Regions from separate parts of the Homo sapiens genome. Here region 1 is linked to region 2. The links are chromatin loops, found by intact Hi-C in ENCODE. Cell type or tissue: endothelial cell of umbilical vein. All regions are shown on one strand. Links, peaks and the distances in the headings refer to the core of each region. The heading gives the core; the rest is flanking DNA. Region 1 overlaps UCK2 (uridine-cytidine kinase 2). Region 2 has its middle 21 kb from the start of ALDH9A1.

The links. Hi-C counts contacts between places; a loop is a spot of excess contacts. Peaks named below come from ENCODE experiments on the same cell type or tissue, not always from the same donor. Only the 100,000 strongest peaks of a DNase experiment are listed, where the experiment ranks them.
Region 1: it touches region 2 in a loop (11-fold over the local background); 3 of 110 quality-filtered maps call a loop at or near these places.

The regions. Positions count from the first base shown.
Region 1 is chr1:165,865,364-165,875,291 of GRCh38, forward strand. All of the region lies in intron 1 of UCK2 (uridine-cytidine kinase 2), which reads left to right. Among named protein-coding and RNA genes, the nearest start is that of MIR3658, 38 kb to the right of the region's middle. In endothelial cell of umbilical vein, for the core only: a CTCF peak has its summit at 6,232 (motif pointing left); a DNase peak (open chromatin) is centred at 6,168; H3K27ac peaks cover 448 bases.
Region 2 is chr1:165,714,225-165,724,152 of GRCh38, forward strand. No RefSeq gene overlaps it. Among named protein-coding and RNA genes, the nearest start is that of ALDH9A1, 21 kb to the left of the region's middle. RefSeq lists a silencer at 794-994 and an enhancer at 3,885-3,934. In endothelial cell of umbilical vein, for the core only: a CTCF peak has its summit at 3,854 (motif pointing right); a DNase peak (open chromatin) is centred at 3,887.

The DNA.
Region 1 (9,928 bases), core at 1,314-9,313, 150 kb after region 2:
TAGTGTGTTGCAGGGGTGACAGTACTGAAAGGCCCTCCACCCCCTGCAAAGCATGGCAAGTGCAGCAGCAAGATCTGCGGTGGCAAAAACCAGGAAGACAGTCATTCCCATCATCTTTTGACATTGCTTTTTTCCCCATTTTTTAGGGGGGACAATTGATGTTCTTTGTCAATTCAATCATATTTCTTTCTTTTTTTAATGTACGAAGATAGACTTCCTATATTATATTGCCTTTTTAAACATCTTTCCCACACAAAAAAGAGAGCTACCGACAGACTGTCCATTCCGTTGCACTAGGACGCTCTTCAAACAAAGCCGGTACCTTGAGGAGACAGTAAAGGAGGTCTGAAATGAACATGCCCCGATCACCAGCCAAGCACTCTGATGACAGAGCTTGGAAGCCAGGGTCTGGGGTAAGCTAACTAGGATAACCACAGTCGTAACGACCAATTACAGAAGAACACTCGCACAATGAGACTTTGCTTTCATCAACAGTGACAGAACTCAGGCCAGTTCTTTTGATTCTAAAAAGGTAGGAGATCAAACCCAATGCTTACCACCTGCTAAGCAGAAAGATCTGATCCGCTTTCCCAAACCAGTTATTTGTTGTGTGGCTGGAAACAGAAGAAGGGCTGCCTAAAACTGAGTGGTGGGCTAGGTAGTACGGGGAATAGGGAGAGGAAGAAGGGGAGGAGCAGGGAGCAAAGGTACTTTCAGGGAGCAGTATTTTAAGTCTTCCTGGAAGAGGAAGTTAACTGGGAGACTGGAGTATAGGCTGTGCTCTTAGCATATATACCGGGAAGTAAACACCTCTTAGGAGGCTGGCTTGAAGTTGACAGTTAGTAATGCAAGCTATTGATTTTTTTTGAAAGTATTTGTTAAGAGTGAATTGGTTTCTATAACTGTGAAAATGGCTGTAGGACAACGTTTCCCCTGCCCAATTGTGGTTTCAGATGCTACTTTTCACCACTTTGAACCTGGAGGACATCTTGGTTTTAGAGACTCTACCTGAAAAATGTAACTTAGGTTCATTGTACTTTTATTGAGGGCTTGGCACTGGAATAAGTGTTCACAGATTGATAACATAAGATCCCTGCCCTTGATATATTCAGTTTAGTGGCAGTGAGAGGAATAATAATATAAATAGATAATTTTATTATTCTGGCAAAATATACATAACGTAAAATTTATTTTCAAGTTTACAGTTCTGTGACATGCTCATGTTGTTATACAACCGTCACCACCATTTATTTCCCAAGCTGTTTCATCTTCTCTAACTTAAACTCTGTATCTGTTAAATAATAATTCTTCCTCATCCCCAGGCCCTGGCAACCACCATTCTACTTTCTGACTCAGAATTGGACTATTCTAGGTACTTTAGTTAAGTGGAATCACACAGCATTTGCCTTTTTGTGATTGGCTGATTTTACTTAATATAATTCCTCAAGACTCATCGTACTGTATTGTATGTCAGAATTGTCTTTTTAAGGCTACGTATCATTGTATGTATATATCAATTTATTCATCAATAGGCACTGGGTTACTTTCACCTTTTGACTGTTGTGAATAATGCTGTTATGAACATGAGTGTACAAATATACACATACCTCGGAGATATTGTGGTTTCAGTTGCAGACCACGGCAATAAAGTGAATATCATAGTAAAGTGTCACACAATTTTTTGTTTCTTTTCCAGTGCACGTAAAAGTTATGTTTACACTATACTATAGTCAATTGAATATGCAGTAGCATTATGTCTAAAAAAATTGCAGAGACCTTAATTTTAAAATGCTTTATTACTAAAAATCGTAGATACCTTAAGTTTAAAATGCTTTATTGCTAATGGTCATCTGAGCCTTCAGCAAGTTGTAATCTTTTTGCTGGTGGAGTGTCTTGCCTCGATAGTGATGCCGGAAGGCTAGGGTGGCTATTGCAATTTCTTAAAGTCAACAATGAAGTTTGCCACGTTGATTGACTCTTTCCTTCATGAAAGATTTCTCTGTTTTATGTGATGCTGTTTGATGGCATTTTGCCCATAGTCAAACTTCTTTCAAAGTGGGAGTCAATTTTACCTTTCGACCCAGCAATCAAAAAATAAAAAATTTAAAAAAAATTAAAGTCAGTCCTCTTAAACCTTGCCACTGCTTTATCAACTAAGCTTATGGAATATTCTAAATCCTTTGTTAGCATTTCAACAATGCCCACAGCATTTTCAGCATTAGATTCCATCTCAAGAAACTACTTTCGTAAGAAGAAACTTGTTCATCATAAGAAACTCCTTATTTGTTCACATTTTATTATGAGATTGCAACAATTCAGTCACATCTTCAGGTTCCACTTCTAATTCTAGTTCTCTTGCTGTTTCCACTACATCTGCAGTGACTTACTCCACTGAAGTCTTGAACCCCTCAACATCATGCATGAGGCTTGGAATCTACTTCTTCCAAACTCTTGTTAATGTTGATATTTTCACCTCCTCCAATGAATCACAAATGTTGTTAATGGCATCTAGAATGGTGAATCCTTTCTAGAAGGTTTTCAGTTTACTTTGCCCGGATCCACCAGAAGCATCACTATGGCAGCTGTAGCCTTACGAAATGTATTTCTTAAATAATAACTTGAAAGTCAAAATCACTCTGATCCATGGGCTGCAGAAGGGATGTTGTGTAGGCAGGCATGAGAATAACATTAATCTCCTTGTACATCTCCATCAGAGCTCTTGGGTGACTAGGTGCATTGCTGATGAGCAGTAATATTTTGAAAGGAATCTTTTTTTATGAGCAATAGGTCTCAACAGTGGGATTCAAATATTCAGTAAATCATGCTGTAATGAGATATGCTGCCATACTGGCTTTGTTGTTCCATTTACAGAGCACAGGCAGAGTAGATGGAGCATACAAGGGCCTTAGGATTTTTGGAATGGTAAATGAGCATTGACTTCAATTTAAAGTCACCAGTTGCATTAGCCTCTAACAAGAGAGTCATCCTGTCCTTTGAAGCTTTGAAGTCAGGCATTGACTTCTCTAGCTGCGAAAGTCTTAGATGGCATACTATTTTAATAGAAGGCTGTTTTTTCTACATTGAAAAAATCTTTAGTGTAGCTACCTTCATCAGTTATTTTAGCTAGATCTTCTGGATAACTTGCTACAGCTTCTACATCAGCACTTGCCGCTTCATCTAGCACAATATGTTAGGGATATGGTTTCTTAACTTAAGCCTCATGATCCAGCCTCTGTTAGCTTCAAACTTTTCTTGTGTGGCTTCCTCATCTTTCTCAGCCTTCATAGGATTGAAGAGAGTTAGGGCCTTGCTCTGGATTAGGCTTTGGTTCAAGGGAATGTTATGGCTGGTTTGATATTCTATCCAGACCAAACTTTCTTCGTATCAGTAATAAGGCTGTTTTGCTTTCTTATCATTCATGTGTTCACTGGAGTGGTACTTTTAATTGCCGTCATGAACTTTTCCTTTGCATTCACATCTTGGCTGACTCCTTGGCATAAGAGGCCTAGCTTTTGACCTGTCTTGGCTTTCGACATGCCTTCCTCACTAAGCTTAATTATTTCTATCCATTGATCTACAGTTAGAGACATGTGACTCTTTTACTTGAACACTTAGAGGCCATTGTAGGGTATTAATTGGCCTAACTTCAATATTGTTCTGTCGCAGGAAATCATAGGGAGGCCCAAGAAGAGGGAGAGAGACAGTGGAATGCCCCAGTCAGTGGAACAGTCAGAACATGTACATTAATGGATTCAATTTGCCATTTTATATGGGCGTGGTTGGTGGCACCCCGAAATAATTACAATAGTAATGTCAAAGATCACTGATCACAGATCACCATAACATATAATAAAATAATGAAAATGTTTGAGATATTGTGAGAATTACCAACATGTGACACAGAGATACAAAGTGAACACATGCTATTGGAAAAATGGTATTAACAAGACTTGCTTCACACAGTGTTGCCACAAACCTTCAATTTGTAAAAAAAACGTAGTATCTGTGAAGCACAATAAAATGAAGTATGCCTGTATCTACTTGAGTTTCAACTTTAAGTTCTTTTGGGTACATCCCCACAAATGGTATTGCTGGGTCATACGGTAATTCTATATTTAGTTTTTTGAGGAGTTCCTATACTGTTTTCTACAGTGGCTATACAAGTTCACATTCCTGCCAGCAGTGCACAAGAATTCCTTTTCCTCGCATGCTTGCTAACATTTGTTCTTTCTAGTTTCTTTCTTAAAAAAAAAATTGCCATCCTAATGGGTATGAAAGAGAATCTCATCATGGGCCTTTTTTTTTTTTTTTTTTTTTTTAAAGAGATGGGGGTCTTGCTCTGTCACTCACGCTGGAGTGCAGTGTGTCGTGATCATAGCTCACTGCAGGCTCAAGCGATCCTCTGCTTCAGCCTTCCAAAGTGCTGGGATTATAGGCGTGAGCCACCACCAGCTAATTTTTAAAAACTTTTTTGTGGACGTCTTGCAGTGTTGCCCAGGCTATTCTTGAGCTCTCAGCCTCAAGCAATCTTCCCAAAGCACAGGAATTATATTAATTATATTAATAGGTTGAGCCACTGTGCCTGGCAAAAGTTTTAAATTTTGATGAAGTCCATCTTACTTATTTTTTTCTTTTGTTGCCTGTGCTTTCAGTATTACATGTAAGAAATCATTGCCAAATCCAATGTCAAAGTGCTTTATTTTTATATTTTCTCCTAAGACTTACAGTTTTAGCCCTTAAGTTTAGGTATTTGATCTGTTTTGAGGTGGTGGTTTCTTTTGTTGTTGTTGTTTGTTTCTTTTTTTGTATGGTGTAAAGTAAGGAAAGGTCTAACTTCATTTTTTTTTTTTTTTTTTTGCATATGAATGTCCAGTTTTCCCAATACCATTAGCTGGACGATAATTTTAATATGTGAATGAAGATACTTTTGCTCACAGGAGTTTTTGAGCCTCAGTGTCTGGCTACAGGGTTCTCATTTGAATGTCCAGTTTTCCCAGTACCATTTGCTGGATGACAATTTTAATATGTGAATGAAGATACTTCTGCTCACAGGAGTTTTTGAGCCTCAGTGTCTGGCTACAGGGTTCTCATTTGAATGTCCAGTTTTCCCAGTACCATTTGCTGGATGACAATTTTAATATGTGAATGAAGATACTTCTGCTCACAGGAGTTTTTGAGCCTCAGTGTCTGGCTACAGGGTTCTGCTTTAATATGTAGGAGGAAGAGATTCAAGCCTCTTGCTCCATTATGGGTAGACAGCACACTACAGGGAGCTTCCCTGAGGGAACTTTCTGTGTACTGTTTCCTAGAAATCTGTAGGAACCATTTCAAGTGACGTGGAAGGAGGTTATCAAGGTAGGATTAGAAACATGTATTTATTATGCTGCTTACTATCCAGTCTTCAGTTATATATGTGTTATTATTTTACAGAAGGCTTCATTGGACAAAAATTCCTTGTTAGTCTTTTTTTTCGAGAAGGAGTTTTGCTCTGTTGCCCCGGCTGGGGTGCAGTGGCACGATCTTGGCTCATTGCAACCTCCGCCGTCCAGGTTCAAGCCATTCTCCTGCCTCAGCCTCCCAAGTAGCTGGGATTACAGGCATGTGCCACCATGCTTGGCTAATTTTTGTATTTTTAGTAGAGGAGTTTCACCATGTTGGCCAGGCTGGTCTTGACCTCCTGACCTCAAGTGATCTGCCAGCGTTGCCCCTCCCAAAGTGCTGGGATTACAGGGGTGAGCCACCTCGCCTGGCCCCTGTTAGTGTTTAGTATGGTTTCTTTTTGTGTAGGGGGAGTGAATTTTTTGTGTGTGCGTGTGCGTTTGCTTATTGTACCCATTTCTCATGGTATGGAAAAAAACAGGATTTCATACTCTTAACAGGATACCCTGCACAAGGTGGGAAAATATACCTCGTGTTTTAAAGAAAAATAGTTTAACAAATGGCTTTCATCTGGGTTGTACTCCAGACTTGCTGCTGCTTCATGCTTTTCCAATTGTGCCACAGGCCTGATCCCTTAGCATGTGTGCAGCTGTGGGCTAGAGGGTTGAAAGCAGGTCCTGTGTCTCTTTCCTGGTGAACTCCACAGGGACACAGCTGCAGGTCTTTTGTAACGCTCTGTATATGCACAGGAAGTCCCTTACAACCCACTCTGTTAGATCTCATTTCCTCTTCGGTTATTTGCCCTCTGTGGTCTCTGGGTGTCAGCCTGGCCTGCCTTTTCAGGGTTCAAGGAGCTGCTGGATTGGTGCCCTCTTGTGGTCTGCCTTTGATGTGGTTGGGATCTTGGGAGCTGAAGGCAAAGAAAGGACAAGTGAGCTACCGAGGAGTAAGGAAGACATGAAGTTGAGAAGATAACAGAGGGAAGTTAAAAAAAAAAATCTTTGGTTGAGGAAATTGTTTCTGAATATAACATGATAAAATCAGTTTAGGTTAATCAGTTTAACTGCATCAATAAAGAATTTCTTTGCAAAACACTACTTAAAAAGACAGTTAACTAGAAAGAATTTGTGAGGCAAATGAGAAATGGCCAGTTTCCTTAATATATAAAGAGCTTTTATAAATCAATAAGAAATAAAAGACCAATAAATCAACAGAGAAGTGAGGACAGGATATCAACAAACCAGTTCCAGAAGAACAGAAGCCTTTTAGGCATATACATAGTCTTTTTTTTTTTTCTCTTTTTGCCGGCTGCTCTAGCCAGTTTACTTATTTTTTATTTTTATTTCTTTGAGACAGGGTCTTGCTCTTGTCACACAGGCTGGAGTACAGTGGTGCAATCTCAGCTCACTGCAAACACCACCTTCCAGGTTCAAGCGATTCTCCTGCCTCAGCCTCCGAAGTAGCTGGGATCATAGGTGTGTGCCACTATGCCCAGCTAATTTTTGTATTTTTAGTAGAGACGGGGTTTTGCCATGTTGGCCAGGCTGGTCTTGAACTCCTGATGTCAAGTGATCTGCCCGCCTTGGCCTCTCAAAGTGCTGGGATTACAGGTGTGAGCCACCATGCCTGGCCGTCTTTTAGGCATATAAAAGATGTTTACCCTCACTTAAAATAGGACAGCAAATTAAACAGACCAAAGGTTAAATATCATTAAGAGTGAGGGGGAAATAGTACATTATATATAAATTGTTGATGGTGGGGGCTAGCTGGGCATATATATGGAAATTTTAAAAAATGCAGATTCTTTGCCCTAGCAAATCCACTACTGGAAATCTATTCTACAAATATATATGTATATCCATACATTAAGTTCATTTTAGAAAAAGTTGAGACATAATTTATGTCTGTCAATGGAGGACTAGCTGCAGTTCCTTCATATAGTGGAATACCTTGAAGCCCTTAAAAAGGAGGCAGTCTTAAAAGTATTGACAGTATAATCTTTGAGATATATAAGTGAACGAAGGTGCAGACAGCGTGTATTAGTGTCTGTGTTTGAAAAAAATCATTCACACATGGTTTTATATGTAGGGACTGCCTCTGAAGGGATGTACACGAAACTGAAAACAGTAGCTGCCAGAGAAGTGATCAGCAATCCGGCTGGGAGATAGAGTAGGAAGGAGACAGGCTTTGTGCCTTATACTATTTTGTACCCTGTGAATTTTGCATCACGTTGGAGATGCAAAAAGCAACTACCTTGAAAAGGGCAGTCGAGATCAAGTGGAGTAAGATATTTATTCAGCGCAATGTTAATTATAAAAAGTAAAGTAAGTAGAAAGACCAGGGTAGGAACTACCGAAAAACAAACCAACGAACAGAAAAGAAAACCAAAAAAACCCCCAGAATTTCATGTCTGGTTTTAGGTTGCCACAATTTAATAATGAAGAAGGGACAGATTATAGAATTCTGAGATAGAGAATAGCGAGATACAATAAAATGTAGTTATCTTAAAAGAAGTCAGTATGCAATTGATTGAATAGACTTCACCCCTCACTGGAGGAATATCTTGCCCACATAGGGAGGGAAGAAACTGATGGCCACCGTCTTGGACACAAGCTACCATGCATGCATATAAACACGGAAAAATGCTTGCCAAAATGGTAGCTACATTTATTTCTAGCAGTAGGACTTAGCCAATCATTTCTGTCTTTGTTTTACCTACTTGTACTTTTTAGAAAAAGATTATTACGTTCATTTTTTAATAATGAGAAAAAGTGAAGCTTCCCATTTCTGTGTGATTCTTTATATCTTCCTGACCTTCTCTTTTTTCACTTCTTGCAGTGTGAAAACCCTTTCTCCCGTTGGGCTGTCGTAGTTCATCATCAGTAAAACCTCCATATTCTCAACCCTTTCTTTTGAGTGTCCTTTACCTTTTCTGTCAAAAACTTGCTCTTTCCTGATTTCCCTGTTTTTCCTGCCAAGCCTCAGGAGAAGCTTTTCCCACATGCTGCTTATCTTTGGGCCTTAGTGCCGAGACGTGGGGGGTGGTGCTTCCTTCTTACTTCCTATTTCTTTCAAACCATTCTCCCTCCCTCCCTCCTGCCTAAAACACCAGCTTTGGATCTCACATCACCAGAGCCACTCACTACTCCTGAGCTATTTCTCTGTGATTTTATCTCCTACCTTATTGTCTCTTTCTTTCCAGTATCACTGCTTCCTTTAGTTCTTGGCAATTTCAGTGTAAACATAGGTAATGACTTTAGCCATTGTCTCCCTCTACCTTAGACCTTATCATTACCAGTAATTGCAGTCCTCCATAACCTTAATTTCATGCATCCCATCCTCTGAGGACAACCTTCTATTTTATGAATTTACTTCTCTACTACTTTTATTTTAAAAACAAAAGAGACAGGGGTAGATGGGAACTTGATGCTGCCCTCATAAGCACTGATTCTCTGGGCTCCACAATCACCTGGGCCATTTCCTGGGCCACCCAGCCTGCTTCTTGAGGGAATGCTTTGTGATTTGATTGTTTATAGATGTTATGCTAGACCCCTGTTGACTCCAATAGGGATGACACCATGTTTGAGAGACTGAAGAAAAGACCCGGAGGTATCAAATGAGACATAGGGTTTATTTGGGGGACTCACGTACAGAGCCGTCCAGTGGCAGCGGGCTTGGCAGGAAGCATGCTGCTACCTTTTGTAAAAAACATGTAGCTCATATAGCATTTTCATTTAGCATCCTCCCCCTGGCAGCCTCCCAAAACAAAGGTCTCCATCCCCTGCGTTAAAAGGGATAGGGCAGGGATTTGGATGTCTTTAATAGACAAAGACTGAATCTCCAGGTTGGCCACTCTCAGATTTCTTAGCCTGGAACTCCAAACCAACACTCTTCTCATTCTTAGGATATGCTTCAGTTATGGCTATCAGGTGCCTCTGCCATAAAACAGGAAGATTTTTTTTTTAACGTAAGAATTCCTTTTCTTCCATCTATAGGTTGTTAAAATGGAAGATTTGTTTTACCGAGGACATGAAAGGCATTGCAGTTGCTTGGGCATTCTAGAAGAGGGTGCTGTCCTTTGCCCTGGTGTTTTCTTAGGTGGCTGTGGCAGGAACACTAACTCTTAAGGAAATGGATGCTTTTTCTTTCCTGGTACATAATGTATGAACACTAGTGTGTTGTTTTCATTGTGTAGTGTGGTTTAATAGTATGATAATGTAGTTTTGTGCCGTTTTATAGACGTGAAGAAAATAAAACTAATGGGCATGAATTGATGAAGTTTTCAACTGAGTTACCAAAAAAAAAAAAAAAAAGCTTCCTAATGGACTTTCCTGGAAAGATTTGTCTAAATGAAAATTTGGTGGATCTTAAAGAAGAGAATAATTTTTATTGAACATATAGTTTGTGCTAGCCACTATCTTAGGCATGTAGCTTATTAACACTTATGGCCCATTTGTGGAACAGGTATGGTTACCTGCAGTTTAAAACAAGGATGCCAGTGTTCTAAGAGGTTGAGTTGCCCGAGATATCACTGGTATGTTAGAGTCAG
Region 2 (9,928 bases), core at 648-8,647:
GTGGTGAGGAATATGCCTTCTTCAAGGATTATTCAACTTTTGCAGCCTGATTTCTGCAAGTTTGGGAGCACAAGACTTGCTTTATTTTAACAAAAACTTTTTAGGCCAGGCTTCCTGAGGTTTCTCCAGCAATAGTTATGCTTCAAAGGCTTACAAGATGGCTGGGCGCCATGGCTCACGCCTGTAATCCCAGCACTTTGGAAGGCCGAGGTGGGTGGATCACAAGGTCAGGAGTTTGAGACCAGCCTGGCCAATATAGTGAAACCCCGTCTCCACTAAAAATACAAAAAGTAGCCGAGCCTGATGGCAGGCGCCTGTAATTCCAGCTACTTGGGAGGCTGAGACAGGAGAATTGCTTGAACCCAGGAGGCGGAGATTGCAGTGAGCTGAGACTGTGCCACTGCACTCCAGCCTGGGCAACAGAGTGAAATTCTGTCTCAAAAAAAAAAAGCTTACAAGACAGGCTGGGTGCGGTGGCTCACGCCTATAATCCCAGCACTTTGGGAGGCTGAGGTGGGTGGATCACCTGAGGTCAGGAGTTTGAGACCAGCCTGGCCAAAATGGCAAAACCCTGTCTCTACTAAAAATACGAAAAAATAGCCGGGTGTGGTGGCGGGCACCCGTAGTCCCAGTCACTTGGGAGGCTGAGGCTGGAGAATGGCTTGAACCTGGGAGGCGGACGTTGCAGTGAGCTGAGATAGCCCCACTGCACTCCAGCTTGGGTGACAGAGCAAGAATACATCTTAAAAAAACAAAAGCTTACAAGACATTTAATCTGTTTGCTTCTTCTATTCAGTACCATGTGCCAATAGCCACAGCCAGGATTCTTTTCTAGACAGAGTCCTTAAGCCTATTTTATCTCTTTTCTTCCCTACCCCAAACCCTCTTTTCTCAATTTAGTGTCAGTTGTCTTGAAACTATCTGAAACAATTGGGCAAGATTGAAAGAAGATCTTTGTCTGACTGAAATGTCTCAATGACAGTCCTCTGAGCTACAAGTCTTGTCTCGGCTATTACGGTATTGAAGCAGTTGGCTTTTAGAAATCTTTAAGTCCTCAAGCTTCTGGACTCTATTCCCTTCTTTCACTTGCAAACCAGTAGATTCTAGTCTGAGCTCATCTCTTTTTTGAACATACCTAGCCAAAAACAGCCAGCAGCAGCCAACTCACAGTTACATTCTGGCTCATTCCATCTACCTTCCCTAGAAGTACCAGTACCATAAGAGTTGTGTCTGCCTGTCAAGTTATCACAGCAACAGTTTTACCAAATATTTTGCCATGGCATAGGAAGAGGCTCCGTCTTTCAGTCAGTGATATCAGTTCCTAACCTCCTGCTGTGCATCTACTAAGCCAATCCCTCTGTTTTAGGTGTTGGATTTCTAAATTAGGGTATGTTAAGCTAGTTTATTAAACAGATCCAAAATGTAATAGTTTACACCCAATATAAATTTTTTTGCAATTTACCTAACAGTCCAGAGGCATCTAAGTAAAATGTTCAAAATCTGTAGGAGCAGGGTTGGAGAAGAGGTGACTCAGCTCCACATGGTAACTGAAGGACTCAGGATGCCATCTTCAACACATGGTTTCCAAGGACACTCTCAGCATGAACCTCCCAGTCATCCAGAGAAGAAAACAGCAAGAAGTCTTCACTGGTAAGGCATGAAGTGGTTCACATCACTTCTTTTCCCATGCAAGTGGAGAGAACTTAGTTGAATGACCACAATGAACTGCAAGGGAAACTAACTATGAGAGTGAAGAATGGATTTGGCGAGACAGAGGTCCATCTCCATCATTAATACAAGCACTGTATCAGTCAGAGTTCTCCAGAGAAAAAGAAATAATAGGATAAAAAGACAGGGAGAGAGATTTTAAGGATCTGGCTCATGTGACTGTGGGGGCTGGCAAGTCTGAAATTAGTAGGGCAGGCTAGCAGGCTGGAGATTCAGGATAAGAGTTAAGTTGCAGTCTTGAGTTGAATTCCACAGGGCAGCAATTTGGAAACTAAGTTACGGTTTCTACATTGCAACCTTGAGAATTTCTTCTTCTTTAGGAGACCTCAGTCTTTGCTTGTGAGGCCTTCAGTTGATTGGATGAGGCCTATACATGTTATGGAATGTAATATGTGTTACTCAAAGTCTACTGATTGTTAAGTGTTTATCACATCTAAAAAATAACAGCACAGCAACATCTGGGCTGGTGTTTGACCAAATAACTAGGTCCCATAGCCTAGCCAAGTTGACACAAAGTTGACCATCACAGATAACCAAATATTGACAATGGTTACCTTTTGGAATCTGAAGTAAGGGAAGGTGCATGAGGACGGCATAGGGAAGAGAGGCACAGATTTTTGCTTTTCATTTTATACCTTCACAGATATTTGTATTTGTACCAAATGTGTATATTGCTTTTTTACAATTGTTATTTTTAATAAGAAAGACAGAACTTTGTGGATTGAACATGTGAGCCTGAAAAGAAAAAAGGCCCTTTTTTTTCTTTTTTCTTTTTTTTGTGACAGAGTCTCACTCTGTTGCTCAGGCTGGAGTGCAGTGGTGCAATCTCAGCTCACTGCAACCTCCGCCTCCTGGGTTCAAGCGATTCTCCTGTCTCAGCCTCCCAAGTAGCTGGGATTACAGGCGCACGCCACCACACCCAGCTGATTTTTATATTTTTAGTAGAGATAGGGTTTCGCCATGTTGGCCAGGCTAGTCTCAAACTCCTGACCTCAGGTGATCTACCCGCCTTGGCTTCTCAAAGTGCTGAGATTATAGGCATGAGCCACCGCACCCAGCCAAAAAAAGGCTTTTTGAAAAAGAGGATGAGGCAGTGGGTAGCTAGGAGCACATCGACCCTGCCTCTTGGTCCTCAGACAAGAGAAGAGAAACAGCAGCGTCTGCTCAAAAGGGTTGTGAATTATCATGGATTATCAGATATATTTGTGTAATTACATTGACATTTCCCTCATAAGAAAGTTAGGTTTTTAGTTCAAGTGGTAGGAGTATTCTATGATAAAATTGAGAATCTAGCAAAGTCTCAGCAAAGAACAGGGGCTGCAGAGGACACATTGAAAATTAAATACAGAGCAAAGGTGAGCCAGGATGGAGGAAGGCCTCGGCAGACTGGAGACATGCGATAAGAAAGACAATGGTCCCAGGAGAAGAGGGACAAGGGGGTCAAAAGGCATGCCAGAGAGACCCTCCCAGATCTACCTGCTCTCTTTCTCTCCTATTTTTAAGATTTCTCACCTTGTCGAGGGGGAAACAAAGCCTTTTATTGTTTTTTGTTGTTTTGTTTTTACATGGAAGTTTATTGAGAAGCTTGAGGAGTGGCAGGAGAGTCCAGGAATAAAAAAATGTAATAATACTTGCTGTGCATTTACCAGGTCTATGTCTTCATGTTCAACCACAGGGAGCCTCTCGTTGGCCCCATTAGAGGACCCATTCTTATTTATTTATTTTTGAGACAGGTTCTCATTCTGTCTACCAGGCTGGAGTGTAGTGGCGTGGTCTTGGCTCACTGCAGCCTCGACCTCCCTGGGCTCAGGTGATCCTCCCACCTCAGCCTCCTGAGTAGGTGGAACTATAGGCACCTACCACCATACCCGGCTAATTGTTGTATTTTTTTATAGAGACGGGGTTTCACCATATTGCCCAGGCTGGTCTCAAACTCCTGGGCTCAAGCAATCTGCCCACCTCAGCCTCCCAAAGTTCTAGGATTATAGGTGTGAGCTACCGCACTTAGCCCAGGGGACCCATTCTAAAGTTTCCTCAGTGTGTAATCTACTCTACCTGTCTCCCTTCCCCTAAACAGTGGATACAAAACACTTCATCTCCCTAAAAAGCAGGCAGGGCCAATTTTTGTCACTAGGTGGCATGCACATATAAGCAGTGAGTTGAGTTGCAGAAAAGATGAAGGAAAACTAGAAAAAGCAAACCCATTCAACAACAAAGAAGGAACTTCAAGAATGAGGTAAACATATTTAAATTGCCTTTTTGAAATCGTTATCACCAACTTGCTTTTTTTCGTGCCCCACAACTTCAGGCTGAGTACTTGGTAGTGATAGAAAGAACTATCCCTGAACCAGGTGGCAGCAAAAAGCAAAACATGGACTAAGAGAAGCCAACAAGCCAAAGGAACTAAGGGCTTAATCACCCTTTTGGGCAGCCCACTTCTATCTCGAATGGCCTCTCTAAATCATTGTGCATATTATTTAGTATTTTTATATTATCCAAAAGTCATTCCCCCCCACCCCACAGTTTTTTTTTTTCTTTTTGAGACAGAGTTTTGCTCTGTCACCCAGGCTGAAGTGCCAGGATCACCTTAAATTATCCAGTGGGATCACCTTAAATTATCCAGTGAACATGAAGCACAGCCAAGACTAGAGGAAAATGAAATGTGTTCATCCACAAGTCTAGTGCTTAATCAGCAAGATTTTACTTGATAAAGTTAAAGCTTTCAGACAAATGAAAATAATCTTAAGAAAAATAATCTAACTCCAATCTAGAGTCATTATAAATTAATGATTACAGGGGAAAAGAGAAAAACAAATTGTCAAATGATTTCTTAGTGTATATAGAAACAATATGAATCTAAATTTTTTGAACACTTCACTATTCAACTGCTTTTAGTAATGTTCCCTTATAATTTACAAAGGAACTTTACATATATTATTCTCATTTCATTTTTGTAACAATTTTATGAGTATGCAGGCCATTGCAGGAATTATTGTCCTCTTTTTTTAGACAAGGAAACTGACGCTTACAGTAGCTACCAGTTGTAAGATTTCTGAGCAGATTTCTACTCAACTCACCTTTGTGTCCACAATGCCCGTAGCACAGGGTCTTGCACAGAGGTCGTGCTTTAAATGTGCTTGGTAAATGGGTGAACGAATGTATGCAATTATAGCATGATACAAATGTCAGGTTCTTGCCCTTTCTGATCCTCCAGAAAGTATATCTGAGAAAAGAAGTCACACTCTTGGCTAATGTCTTTCTGGAAAATTGGTTGTTCTTGATTATTTTCACCGAGTTATTCATTGCTATAATATAGTCAAAATCTTAGATAAGTCCACCACATCTAATTTAAAGTGGTCTTTAGTGTTCCAAACTTGACTTCACTCAAATTTCCTTATTCTTCAAGTTCCAGAGAGAACTTTATTTATTTTTTTCCAATGGCTTGCTGCCTGATGCAACCCATTAGTCAGTGGTAAAATTAATGGATTATGACCACATTTTTCGAAGAATGAAATAAAATACCAAAGTGCATAAAAGAGGTATTGTTTCATGGGACTTCTATAACTGGGATGCAATAATAAAAATGTGTTTCTTACTGTGGGGTTGTGGTCAAAAAAGTTTGAAGACCACTGCACTAAAGTATTGCCCCAGTTTGATTAAAAATGTAAAATGTTCTCTAGAATGGAAAAATCTGTCACCAGATCAAGCTTTCAGACTTTTTCTACTTTCTTGATATGTATGACCTCTGTTTAAGATCCAATTGACTGTTCAGCAAATGGCTGAAATAGCTATAAACCCCAAAATCACTTTTGTATTAACAAAAATTATATTGGCTGGGCGCGGTGGCTAACGCCTGTAATCTCAGCACATTGGGAGGCCAAAGCAGGCGGATCACGAGGTCAGGAGATCAAGACCATCCTGGCTAACACGGTGAAACCCTGTCTCTACTAAAAATACAAAAAATTAGCCGGGTTTTGTGGCAGGCGCCTGTAGTCCCAGCTACTCAGGAGGCTGAGGCAGGAGAATGGCATGAACCTAGGAGGCGGAGCTTGCAGTGAGCCGAGATCGCGCCACTGCACTCCAGCCTGGGTGACAGAGCAAGACTCCGTCTCAAAAAAAAAAAAAAAAAAAGGAAAGAAAAAAAATTATATTGAAGGATTCCTGAGCAGCCAGATGAATTCTGGAGCCAAATATAAGTTTCTGGGTTTTAAAATGTGCTTAGCCTCCAACTGCAGAAGGCCATTTGAAACTTGAAATATCATCTCTTAGTAGGCTTAAGTAGACTTAGGTTTATCCTCTTCCTCACTCATCTGGTGATGGTGGAATAATTTTTAAATTTCTTCTAATATTCAAAAAGTCTTGTTAAAATATACTATTTAGACAATGAGAGTAATGTGGGAAAGCTTTGTAAAAAAATGGAATAGAGACAGTGATAATCATCTAAATGATACTCTGAAGACCCCAACTTGTCTTATGTAAAGACATTTTGAAGATCTTTTGCATGTAGGGTAACAGGTCCAGATGGGATTCAAGTTAAGCAGTTTTATATTGTAGCCCCAATGGAGACAGCCCTACTGGGTGCTGCAGTAGAAAGAGCGTGGACCCTGAAAACTAAGGATCTGGGTTCTTCCTGGTTCTGTTACTTACTCGTGTAGGATCTTGGATAAATCATGATTTGTCACCTGTAAAATGGAAATAATAAAAAGATACCCTATCTCCCTCATAGGATTCCTGTGTTTGAAAAACAAATGCCTTTAATATGCCAGGCATAGTATCAATTGCTTTACAGAATCCATCAAGAACACTATGAGGTAAAAACCTATTTATCTGATATGACTAGAACCAGTAATTTATAGGTTAATCTAAAAATTTAATTACAGTTATGAAAAAATACATATATACATACTTTAGACATGTTTAACTTAAAACATACAAATATATACTTGTTCACTTTTTATGTAGGGCCAAGGCCTTTTCCTTGAGTATGAGTCTACTGATTGCAATACCGTTTTTTTTTCTGCATAAACCAAACCCATCACCTCTGATTTCCAGTTTTGGTTTCTTTAAAGTGGAGCATGAATTAAAACACTAAGAAATAATGCTGAATCTTTCTAAATTTTTTGTTACTTTTTTAGTCTTTGTTATTTCACCAACAGCAATTATTTTTAGCAACTTTTTTTATTGTTATTCCAAGTCATTCAGTTTAATTTTCACAGAAGTAATCCTTCTTTTGTATTCATATTTCATAATTTAACATATTTAGTCCATGCATTTAATTACAATAACAAGTAAGATAAATTATGTTACACAATTGACTGGCAAGAGTTGTGCACAAGCATGGTTGAGAGCATTCAGCGTGATGTGGATGCTGGTCATCAAGCTTTTCACAGGGAACTGGGAGGATCCATCTGAAGACTCAGGTAAGTGGAAATCAGATAAGGGAGCTTTGACTGAGTTATTAACTCCATTTTCCAGACGAGGCTATTGAAGCTTAGAAAGTTAATTGTCCATTTTTAAATGAATGACTCATATAAGAAAGGCTCTAACAGAAATACAGGAAAGAGAAATCTAACTCAACCATGTAAAAGGTGATGCTAAGTAGGAAAAGTAAGAGAAGAAAAATCAGGCAAATAAGACAAAGAACATTCTAGGCCGAGAAAACAAAGGTAGTAAAGTCCAAAAAGAACATGAAAGGCTGAGCACTGTAGCTCATGCCTGTAATCCTAGCACTTTGGGAGGCTGAGGTGGGAGGATCACTTCAGCCCAGGAGTTCAAGACCAACCTGGGCAACATAGTGAGACCTCATCTCTAGCTTAATAAAAATAAAAAAGAACATGAAAAATGCAGAATTTGTTTAAGAAATCTGCTTAGCTAGAGGACAAGATATAGTGGGGTAGGTGGGCGTGGTGGCTTACACCTGTAATCCCAGAACTTTGGGAGGCTGAGGCAGGCAGATCATGAGGTCAGGAGATCGAGACCATCCTGGCCATCATGATGAAACCCCGTCTCTACTAAAAATACAAAAATTAGCTGCGCGTGGTGGTGGGCACCTGTAGTCTCAGCTACTCGGGAGGCTGAGGCAGGAGAATCACTTGAACCAAGGAGGCGGAGGTTGCAGTGAGCCGAAATCACGCCACTGTACTCCAGCCTGAGCGACAGAGCAAGACTCTGTCTCAAAAAAAAAAAAAAAAAAAAAAGATATGGTGGGATATAGAGATAAGAAAAGGCTGGAGATCCAGGTTGGGATGGTTTTGTGTGCTAACTAGTTTAAATTTACTTAAAAGCTACTGGGAGCCATTGAACAACTTTCCTTTGAGGAGCAACACAATCAGATTTATTATTATTTTTTTTTTATTTTTGAGATGGAGTTTCGCTCTTGTTGCCCAGGCTGGAGTGCAATGGCATGATTTCGGCTCACTGCAACCTCTGCTGCCCGGGTTCAGGTGATTCTCCTGCCTCAGCCTCTCTAGTAGCTGGGATCACAGGCATGTGCCACCACGCCGAGCTTATTTTTTGTATTTTTGGTAGAGATGGGGTTTCACTATGTTGGCCAGGCTTGTCTTGAACCCCTGACCTCCAGTGATCCACCTGCCTCAGCCTCCCAAAGTGCTGGGATTACAGGCGTGAGCCACTGTGCCCGGCTTCAGATTTATATTATATTTTACGAAGATCATTGCCAGGCCGGGCGCAGTGGCTCACGCCTGTAATCCCAGCAATTTGGAAGGCCGAGGCAGGTGGATCACCTGTGGTCAGGAGTTTGAGACCAGCCTGGCCAACATGGTGAAACCCTGTATGTACTAAAATACAAAAATTAGCCAGGCGTGGTGGTGCATGCCTGTAATCCCAGCTACTCGGGAGGCTGAGGCAGGAGAATCACTTGAACCTGGGAGGCGGAGGTTGCAGTGAGTCGAGATAATGCCACACTGCACTCCAGCCTGGGCGACAGGGTAAGACTCCATCTCAAAAAAAAAAAAAAAAAAAAAATCATCCCACAGCAAGATGGAGGGTGAACTGGAGTCAGGGAAACTAGAATAAAGGAAACTACCTGGTAGGCTATTGCAGAAAAATTAAGGGGACAGTGATAAGGATCTGAGTCAGTGTTGGTGACATCCCCACATGGTATTCTCTTCACAATAGGTCTCCTCCCTTTAGTCAACAAGTGTGAAGTGTTAAGGGGGCAATGTCACTGCAGAGAGTGTCCCTGCCAGCCCCACTATTAGGTAAAAATTAAATTGTTTCTGGTAAGAATTTTACCTGCCCATCTTTTCACACATTATGGGGCTTATGAGTGGGCTTAAACCCATAAGAGAAGTGTGATAATGGGTACCCATCTCTATGTAGCTTAAATATGCTTTTTTGTGCAAACCCCTCAAAACACTATATAAAGTAAAATTAAAGAGAAATCTCTAAAGTTGGAAACAAAATCAAACAAATGTAAATTGTATTCTGTTGGCAATAACCTTAAAGAAATAATTCCAGATAACTTGAAATCTCAGTATTTGGACTGTGAACTCATAGTGTGATATACCTTACACAATCCTCCCTGTCCTTTACTCCACAAAAAACAAAACTTGAACTATTTTCATTAACTATATTGTTGGTAATGTTTATGTTAATATCTGAGACTTCTGAGTGTATATTCTTAGCTTGTACTAATGAATAATTATGTAATATTCTAATTATATCAGCCGGCTGCTGCAAATTGGAATTCTTAGTATGGTTTGATAAACGAGACACAGACCAAAGAAATTAAGTAAAAATTCTGTAGCCCTGAGTATCAGTATAACTTCATGTTGTATTTTGTATTAAAACAACAACAAATAATACCAATGTTAGTCCACAGAAAGGCCTAGAAACCTAAAAACCCAGTCTCACCATTCCTAGTGCTCTGATCACAATCTCCAAATGCCATTTTCCAGTAAAGATGAAACAAGCCTCTTTGGAGAAATTGTTGTTTTCAAGTCATGCAGGAAATACACAAGATGAGCCTTAGAACATCTTGTTATATCACTTAGCAAGGATGCTACCAATGACAACGAGGGTCATGCAAATAGACTCAGGAGCCAAATGAAAGAGGCTCTCGCTGGCCAAAAATGGGACAATTTGAGCATTCATAAGAGAAATAGCTTCAGTGGACTGAAGTACATCAAATATGTTTAAATGCATGAATTGCTAATGACATACACATTAATTATTCACT